Linked DNA regions of Homo sapiens: region 1 is linked to region 2. The links are chromatin contacts, found by Hi-C in ENCODE. All regions are on one chromosome and are shown on one strand. The core of a region is the stretch at or near the end of the contact, and the rest is flanking DNA. Distances in the headings are between cores, read along the strand shown. Region 1 overlaps PARVA (parvin alpha). Region 2 overlaps TEAD1 (TEA domain transcription factor 1).

Evidence for each region. A loop is a pair of places that touch in the nucleus more often than their neighbours do. Pooled maps may share reads with other maps.
Region 1: a map of heart right ventricle shows a loop between it and region 2 (2.3-fold over the local background). The contact joins two enhancer-like sites. A Hi-C loop is called at or near these places in 10 of 168 maps with a recorded cell type or tissue (IMR-90, PC-3, Right ventricle myocardium superior and 3 more) and 10 of 50 pooled maps.

What each region holds. Positions count from the first base shown.
Region 1 is chr11:12,506,226-12,510,961 of GRCh38, forward strand. PARVA (parvin alpha) reads left to right here. Exons shown (of 13, transcript NM_018222.5): 7 at 2,359-2,417. Among named protein-coding and RNA genes, the nearest start is that of PARVA, 130 kb to the left of the region's middle. Within about 2 kb of position 1,987, at least 6 of the 41 ENCODE cell types and tissues checked have a DNase peak (open chromatin) inside an H3K27ac peak, as active enhancers do; they include heart right ventricle, where a contact is called at or near this core.
Region 2 is chr11:12,886,107-12,891,054 of GRCh38, forward strand. All of the region lies in intron 9 of TEAD1 (TEA domain transcription factor 1), which reads left to right. Among named protein-coding and RNA genes, the nearest start is that of TEAD1-AS1, 34 kb to the right of the region's middle. RefSeq lists an enhancer at 2,805-3,313. Within about 2 kb of position 3,390, at least 19 of the 41 ENCODE cell types and tissues checked have a DNase peak (open chromatin) inside an H3K27ac peak, as active enhancers do; they include heart right ventricle, where a contact is called at or near this core.

The sequences.
Region 1 (4,736 bases), core at 737-3,236, 380 kb before region 2:
TTAAAAGTGACCACATATCACTAACATTGAAATTTTTAAAAATTATTTTCATAAGTAAACATACTGCTGTTATATTCATTTATAATAGCTCTCTTATCACTAGAGGAGATAAATACTTTTATGTAAATTGCCCTTCTTTATCTTCTCTTTTGTGACAAATCCAGTCCAGTTCTTTGTGCATGAATTTGTTGAACATCTTAAGACTTTTCTTATCAGCTAGAATAAACAGCCCTCTAACAGAAATAATAAAATCTGCCTGCTGGAATTACTACAGACTGAATGATGACTGAAAATGTGAGCAGGAGAGAGGGGGCTTCTATTTTGAAACAGTGGTCATTGCAAGCCTGTGTCTCCTGCCTTATTTTGAGCTCAATTATAGGCCATCAGAAGCCTGTTGTCAGTTTAATTTCTCCTGTAGGCTGTTTTGTTAGCATGAGGGAGAAAAGAGGACATGTTCCATAAAATGGCATTAATGCACATCAGGTTTTATGGGGTGTTTTTGCTTTATCAAGTTGAACAGGCACAGAAGCAAGACTCAGAATTGGTGGTGAGTCACAGACTGAACCACAGGGAGAACTCTTTAGGGAACAAATAATGGGTGGAGGTGAATCAGGATGCTGTGTGAGGGGTTATTGAACCCAGATTTCTTTTCCATTCTATGCAGAAGCATTTAATTTTGCAGAAAGTTGGAGATGAGGTTTTACGTCTATGAATGGCCATGCAGGACAAGGACACAGATTCCATTAACCCCACATGAAAACACAGCCTGTGTTGAAACTGCATGTGGAAAGAAGTCCTGATTTATCTTCACCTGGTCCTCTTTAAATGATAGATTTTTTTTTTTCTTTTACCTCCTTTTTTGTTTTGATTAGTCCATTCTTAATCTAAGCCAGATAGACTCTTGGTCTTATCCAGTTCTTCCTTTCTTCTGTAAAAGTATTTTGCAAGGACTCTGGGTTCTGTGGAACTTTGGGCAGGAGGCTCGAGAAGGCAGGGCTCAGATGAGCCACCCAAGTTCAGAGGCTCCTTCCTTCTTCACGCTCATCTCAGCCTTGGGGAAGATGCATTTGCTTGGTCAATCGCTTGCTATGTCACAGCATCCTCCAGGTGTCTGGTGCTGGTGGTGGAGGGACGTAGTAGAATGAATCTCCCTCCTCACACCCATCAGAAAGTCTTCCTGCACCCCAACATTACCTCCTTCGTCAGCTCCCATGCCCACACAGTGCTTTTTAAACCCTCCAAACTGGCACTCAGAGCTGCCCCCTGACTGATGGCAGCTGCCCTCCCCTGGATGGCCTCTGGAACACATTTGTGCGTCCTGCCTCTGCCTCTTGGCTGGGGCCATTCCTCCCATTGAAATAACCCCTTCTCAGTGTCCAGCTCCAGGGCCCCCTCCCCTTGGAAGGTTTCTCTGACCATTCTAGCTAAAAGTGCTTGCTCCTGGCCTGCATTCAGCACTTTCTGCCGAGGGTGACCACGTAATCTATTATTCATAACACTTTTGAGATGAAAGGGAATCTTACTAATATGCTGGGACATCAGGGATAAACCAGGACTGTTTTGGGGAAACCATTCTCAGGTGTCTACTTCTTCTATCCCGATTGACTTTAGCTCCTCAAGGGCAGAAACTATATCATATACTCCATAGTATTTGTTCTAACTCCAGCACAGGGCCTTGTACATAGAGGGCACTGATTAATGAAATAAACAAGAAAGAGGATAAGTTGATGGGAGAAGTGTGGACAGATGGATGGATGGATGGATGGACGGACGGACGGACGAGTTTCTAACATGCTTAACCTTTTCTCAGAGAATAAGCTAGTTACCTGAGTGAGGACTTACTACTTATTTAAAAGCTCCCATATTTATCAGTTAAAAAAAAAAAAAAAAAAAAAAACCAAAAAAAAAAACCCTCTGCCTCTTGTCTGAATTCCTAGTTGGCCTCAGTTCCTCCACCCAGCCCCCCAGTTAAATGTGTTTCTCAGCTTCCCTCTGTGGCCCCAGCTGGAGGGCAGACACACCCTGGCCTTCATTTCCATTTGGTTTATTGTGGATTACTCCAGGAGGCAAACAGTTTGCTTCCAGCAGCATGTCTTCCAATAAAGAAAGGAAAGATTCACCATCCAAGAAACAGCCTACTTGTTTGGACTAAACACTAATTGCACTTGCGTCCTAATGGTTCAGTCCAGTCCCTGAAAATCAGGACCTCCTTTCACTTCCAGCATTATCTTATCTTGGGTGCATTTCTTAAACACCAGTAACTTTCTCATTATCAGGAATGCTCATCAGTGTTTCTGTATTTTTCTAAAGCATAGTTTTCTCTTCTCCTCCCAACCCCTTTCCCCACCCCCATTTCAGAAACGAGAAGGAATCCTCCAGTCTCGGCAAATCCAAGAGGAAATAACTGGTAACACAGAGTATGTCAACACCATTGTTGCCAGCGATTCTGTAATGGAACACAGATGTTTCTCTGAAATTCATCCATTTGCTGATATTTAGTTTTCATTTATTGGGATTGCAGGAGGGATTAGACTTCAGCCAATGATTATAGTTTAGCCTTTTCCATGCATTCAAAACATGCCTCTCAATGCTTAAGGTACAAACTTGGGTGGGGAAGTAGGGAGACGGAATTAGCAGTGATTGAAAACTTCTAATTTTGTGCCACTCCAGGAAAAAGTGTGCCCAAAAAAAGCCAACCCAGCATGAAATCGTCATGCCATAAACACTGGGTTGAATTTAAATTGTTAACCTTCAAAAGGACGTTTTTCTTCCTTTTCTGAATCTGATTTGGGCATGTGCCATGACCCAGAAAGCCTCTCTACCTTAGATTTGTCTTTTGGTTTGGGGTGGTTTTTTTTTTTTTTTTTTCATTTATTTTTAGAAATTGGGATATCAGAACCTATCAAAATTTTGCCATGGGGAACAGGAGTTTTCTCCTCAAGCAGAAAAAAAATTCATAGTGTGGGGTGAGTTTGTGATCCCGAGAACTGCACCCTGGCCCCATGCAAAGTCAGGCAGTTAGCTTTCAGCATTCCCTGCTCCCCAGACTTTTCTCTGAGTCCCCCTTGAACAAGAGCAGCATAGTGCAAAGAGCAGAGGCTGCTAAGCCAACCCAACTTGAGTTCAAATACAGGCTCTGCCACTTACTCACCAGGTGAGTCCCTTAACCTCTCTGACCTCAGTTGCCCCACCCAGAGAGGTAGGAAAGATTTACTGTGGTCACAGCTGTGACTTCGTTCCCTTGCCCTCTGTAGCTGCTGTTCCATCTTTTCTCCAGCACAGCTGACCCGTACCTGCCAAGCCCATCCAGTCTCTAGGAGGTTCCTGCCCTCTGCCCAGCCATGACTGACAGGAGTCTGGGGCACTGCCCGTCTAGATCACATTGTGTACATGGCTTAACAAGGACTAAGGGGCGTGGGCATTCCAGGCCGAGACTAGGGGCCAGAGATGTAAAGTGGCCTTTCCCAAGATGCCCTGTTTATGGCCTATAGAGACCCCATCAAGCAGCCTCTGTATCACCTCAGAGGCCAGTCTTGGTAGCTGAAGGGTCAACTGATCTATAGGGCACACCTTGGCCTTGGTTCTGTGAGGGATGGGAGGAGCCAGGCCTGTTGGGAAAGGAGAATTCCTCACTGTCCCACCGCCCACCACCCCTCCCCTATGCTGGGCTTGCCTGTGCCCACTATTTCACCTCTGGGAAAGAAGACGACAGAGCAGAGAGGAGCATGGCCTGGGAGAAACTCCCAAACCAGGGAGTGTGAAGTTTCAGATTATTGAACAATCTCTCGGATGCATGTTATGCTTTCTATGGTCCCTCTCTCTGCCACAAAGACATAAACATGGATGCAATGTCCTAATAATGACAACACAGTACAATTTATGGGACACTTTCCTATCTATTGATATTGATAGTAAACACATGAAGCCATGATTACACCCCCTAAAACCCCACAGCCCAAGGGTGAGGAAGGAGACTGTGCCCTTGGTTTATCCAGCACTTAACTCCAAGTTCATTATTCTTTCCAGTGCACTACTTGCAAGTGCTCACTTAGTGGGTGACAGGTGTGCTGATGGATAAACCAATATAATAATCATTATGAGAACCAAAAGTGTATTTGGAAAAAAGTGTTTTGAGCATTTACTACATACTAGGAATTATGCTAAAATATTTCTAGATATTAAATCATTTAATAATCACAACATCTGATTTAAGTATTTACCATAATTATCTTCATTTTAGAGATGAGAGACCTGGTGCCCAGAAAGGTTCATTAGCTTGCCCAAAGTCACTGTATGAGTTTTTTTTCCACACTTCTGATAAAGACATACCCAAAACTGGGAATGAAAAATGGTGAAAAATGGTTTAACTGGACTTACAGTTCCACATGGCCGGGGAGGCCTCAGAATCATGGCAGGAGGCAAAAGGCTCTTCTTACATGGTGGTGGCAGAGAAAATGAGGAAGAAGCAAAAGAGGAAATCCTGATAAACCCATGGGATCTCATGAGAATTATTCATTATCATGAGAATAGTATGGGAAAGACCAGTCCCCATGATTCAATTACCTCCCCCTGGGTCCCTCCCACAACACGTAGGAATTCTGGGAGATACAGTTCAAGTTGAGATTTGGGGAGGGACACAGCCAAACCATATCAGTCACACAGCAAAAAAATCACTCAGTGCAATTTAAACCTCAATGATGTGTCTTTAAAGCTTGTGCTCTTGATACTATGCTGCT
Region 2 (4,948 bases), core at 2,140-4,639:
GACAGGGAGAGAATAAGGGAGCAGAATATTCCAGAGGTGATGAAGCTGAAGTGTATGTGGCAGTATATTAAATCAGTGACTATTTTTGGAAAGTCAAGGCCCACTAAGTTGCTAGAGTAGAGGCCAGAGATAAGTGTTTCAGGTACGTTCAGGATACATATGATAATCTGAATGGGTAAACTGGATCTGGCCTGCTGTTGTTGAATAAAAAAGCTTGACTTACATAGACTCCACCACATGACTTAAAAGGCCCTGGAATGAAAGGAAGGCCTGGTGTAACATCCTTGGGACCTTTGAGAAAGATAGTTATATTTTAGGGGATATGAATTGGGGATTGGGAGAAATTAGAATTTATTTAACAAGTATTTTTTGAGCACCTACTACACGCCAGCCACTGTTTCAGGTGTTAGAAATTCAGCAGTGAACAAAACAAAGTTCTTTTTCTCATGGAGCCCACACTTGGGTGGAGAACACAAGAACTACCCAAGCACATAAATACCCAGTATGTCAGGGGATGCTAACTGCTTATGTGGAATAATGGTCCTTTGTCACAACTGATTTTTTTTTTTTTTTGAGATGGGGTCTTACTGTGTTGCCCAGGCTGGCCTCAAACTCCTGGGCTGAAGTGATCCTCATGTCTCAGGCTCCTGAGTAGCTGGGACTACAGTTATGCACTGCCATGCCCCAACCTTCTTCACAATTGAAAGTTACTTGCTTTTTGGATTTAAAGTATATAATTTCAGAAAATAATAATACCCCCTAATAGATATGTTGATGTTTCTGGCTTGTATTATGATACTAAGTGATGTGCATTAGACATTACCAGCCAGAGCTCTGTCACTGCTGTGAAATTATTTTGCCTAACCTCAGTCACTATTGTTGGTGTCGCTTCTGATATTCCTATGTTACAAACACTCATTCTTCAGTTGAACACAAATGATTTAATATATGCAAATGAATGTGGAAGTTTTTTTGTTTTTTTTTTTGTTTGTTTTTTTTTTTTTTGGAGACACAGAGTCTTGCTCTGTCACTCAGGCTGGAGTGCGGTGGCGCGATCTTGGCTCACTGCAAGCTCCGCCTCCCAGGTTCACTCCATTCTCCTGCCTCAGCCTCCCAAGTAGCTGGGACTACAGGCATCCACCACCACGCCCGGCTAATTTTTTGTATTTTTAGTGAGACAGGGTTTCACCGTGTTAGCCAAGATGGTCTCGATCTCCTGACCTCGTGATCTGCCCGCCTCGGCCTCCCAAAGTGCTGGGATTACAGGCGTGAACCACCGTGCCCGGCCGCAGATTGTTAATAGGATCTATATTTGATTTTAGTGGACATGTGAGGGCCTGAAGGTTGGTTCTTGTGCTAGAGGGAAAAAGTGGTGGCTGACCAGTTGAAGTGATGGAGAATTAATAAAATTATTTAAAGCATTTGACAGTATCTTAAGTACCAGCCTCTCAAGTTATATACTGTGTGCTTTATTGGACAAACACAACGTGCTATTACAATCAAGGTATAATGGTACTTCAGGGCTAAGGTTACACTGAAAAATTTGTATCATGTAGATAGTTTCTTTGGCTCTTAGAGTTTTTGTGACTTCTCAGACTTTAATTTTGCTATAGTTTTGTTCCAACAACAGAAACATTAAGGCCATCTAAGATAAACTCAGCTGATACATTTTAACAAATTTGGGCATACAGTACTTAAAATATAACATCCAGCATTAACCACATTAATTTGATAAGCGAACAAAGTGACCAATAATTAAAGGGCCCTAAGTAAGTTAAACTTTGCATTTGAATTCTCTAGATGTTTGTTACAGACAGACATGTACATATGTTTCCCCCTACTTCTTTGTAACGGCTTAGGCTCATTAGACCCAAGGGGTTATAAAATATTTTTAGTAGAGAAGAGAACTTATAGGTAGTGCTGGCAAAAAAAGAAATTATGTAGCCAGGTTCCATGCTATTTGTCATTAGTGACTTCTTTCATCTTTATTGAGCTCTGTGAGGTAGGTTATTCTATTCCCTTCTACAGAAGAGGCTTGGAGAGATGCTGCCTTACAGTAGCCAGCTTTGCACCCCAGCCTGCCTGTAGCATCTCTTAAGACAAGATAAGACATGATTGCTGGCTGGGTGTGATGGCTCACGCCTGTAATCCCAGCACTTTGGGAGGCCAAGGCGGGTGGGTCACTTGAGGCCAGAAGTTTAAGACCAGCCTGGCCAACATGGTGAAACCCTATCTCTACTAAAAATACAAAAATTAGCTGGGCATGGTGGAGGGTACCTATAATCTCAGCTACTCGGGAGACTGAGGCAGGAGAATCGCTTGAACCCAAAAGGCGGAGGTGGCGGTGAGCTGAGATCACGCCACTGCACTCCAGCCTGGGTGACAAGAGTGAAACTCCATCTGAAAAAAAGACATGGTTGCATACTTTGGTACCACCAAAGCCAAGAGAAGAACCTTAGTTTATCTCCTCCTTAGTCTGAAGTGGCCTTAGAACCAGCATTTTCTGAAATTTACTCGTTGGCTCACCACATATGTCACCCTTGCCAACATTGAAGACTTCCTCACAACCCCACCACTCCTAGCAATAGTGATGGCCAACATTTACTAAATATTTTCTGTATGCCAACACTATGCATTATCTTATGTAATCCTTATGAAGTAGCTTGCCCAGTGTTAGACAGCCAGCTGACATGGGAAGTAGGATTCAGATCCAGGTCTGTTGACTCCACATCCTGAGATAGTGACCAAAAGGCTATACGGTCCATTTGTAGCTGATGAGTAGTCTGTTTTTGTAGCCCAGGGCCGTAAGGAGCTAATGGGAGAATAATTAGGGGGATGATCGCCCCCTGCTGGCTCTGTGTCATGTGTAAACCAGACGGCAGCTTCCCCAAGTTGGTGGTGGTTTATGTTGGAGGAGAACCAGCGAGTCAGTCCCTCTGTTACCTTTGGCTCTACTGGAAGCTAAGAGAAAAACAGCAGAGGGTGAAGAAAGGAAGGAAGAGTGTAAAAAACAAAGACTATTTTAGTTGGAAATATACTTTCTACATGATTTCAGTGTTGCATATCAAAGGATCTCAAGTGTTAAGTGTGATATCCTCCACCCAGGGTGGGCTATTTAAAAGGGGCCTCCCTGAAATCAGGGTCCAGTTTCTGGAGGCCAAGTTAGGCAGATGAAAACCCGGCCTGGCTGAGCTGTCAGCTGAATCCTGAAAGTACACAGGGAGTGGTTTTCCTGATAAAGCCTGGAGTGATGCCTCCACCTCAATTCTGGGGCACGGCGGGTTCCTCCAGCCCCCCACCAGGGCAGCAGCTGGCAAACCCCTGCCTGCTCAGACTGCCCGGTCACCAGGCTGTGTGTCTCATGCCTGTTGTGGTCTGGATGCCATAGTGAGCAGGAGCCAGGAAGAAAGCACAGAAAGGATTTACTCAGGCGGGAGTTACACAACCAGAGGAGGGAAGAGTTGGGGGTGGAGAAAGAGGCAAAGAGATTGTTCTCTTTAGATTTTGAGGAAGCACTCACTGCCTTGCAGAAGAGAAGTTCCATGATACAGTAGAGGAACAAACCCGATCAGGGAAGGCACACGTTTGCTCAACATATGAAACTCATTTATTTTTATTTTTATTTTTTTAATTGAGGCAGGGTCTCACTGCATTGCCCAGGCTGGAATGTAGTGGCACAATCACAGCTGACTGCAGCCTCGACCTCCCAGGCTCAAGGGATTGTCCCATCTCAGCCTACCAAGTTGCTGGGACTACAGGCATGCACCACCACACCCAGCTGATTTCTGTATTTTTAGTAGAGATGGGGTTTTACTATGTTGCCCAAGCTGGTCTTGAACTCCTGGGCTCAAGCGATCCACCCACCTCGGCCTCCCAAAGTGCTGGGATTACAGGTGTGAGCCACCGTGCCCAGCCAAGCAACTTATTTATATATTATGTCAATAATGATCATCACCAGCACTTATGAGCTCTGTATTAGTATGCTGAGCATTATGTCCAGTCTGTACATAAAGGAACCGTGGCTCAGAAACGTTAAATAAAGTTATCAAGCTCTACCTCCAAAAACGGTGACTGTGCCAAAGTTTACCACCACTCTGTATTCTTAACCATGTCACTGTACTTTTGAAGAAATAAAGACAAAGTTCAAAAGTTAAAAACAGCTGCCTGCAAAGTAGGAGCTCCCCAAGCAAGGCCAGACCTCTGAGGGCCTTCCACATTGGGTAGATGGTTACTCTGGGTTTCCTCTGAGTTCCTATTCCAACCCATGGAAAATTGTCTTCCACAAAATCAGTCTCTGGTGCCAAAAAGGGGACCGCTGCTTTAGAGCCTATCTTTCATCATGCTCTAGTGGCAGCAAAGAGGTGACTGATACTAGAATTCTTAGCAGCTGTTTGAGATTTGGGGCAGATTACCGCAGCTCAGCCTCAGTTTCCAGTCTGTCTTAAGTGGACATAACAGGATCGCTGCCATGCTTACTGTGATGATTACATTTAGTAATATCCCTGAACATACTGAGCACTCCACAAATGCTTCTGAACCTGAATGTCTTACAGTAATGTGAAAGGAAATTGAGCCAGAGCTCTGGACAGGGATCAAGCTTGCGAGAATGTGCTCACTAAGTGCTTTGGACTCTACTGAAATTCTAACAGGAGTCAGAATATTTTTCAATTACTTTTGAGATGGAGTTTTGCTTCGTCGCCCAGGCTGGAGTACAGTGGCACAACCTTGGCTCACTGCAACCTCCACCTCCTGGGTTCAAGCAATTCCCCTGCCTCAGCCTCCCACATAGCTGGGATTACAGGCATGTACCATCATGCCTGGCTAATTTTTGTATTTTTAGTAGAGACAAGGTTTTGTCATGTTGGCCAGGCTGGTCTCAAACTCCTGACCTCAAATGATTTGCCTGCCTCAGCCTCCCAAAGTGCTGGGATTACAGATGTGAACCACC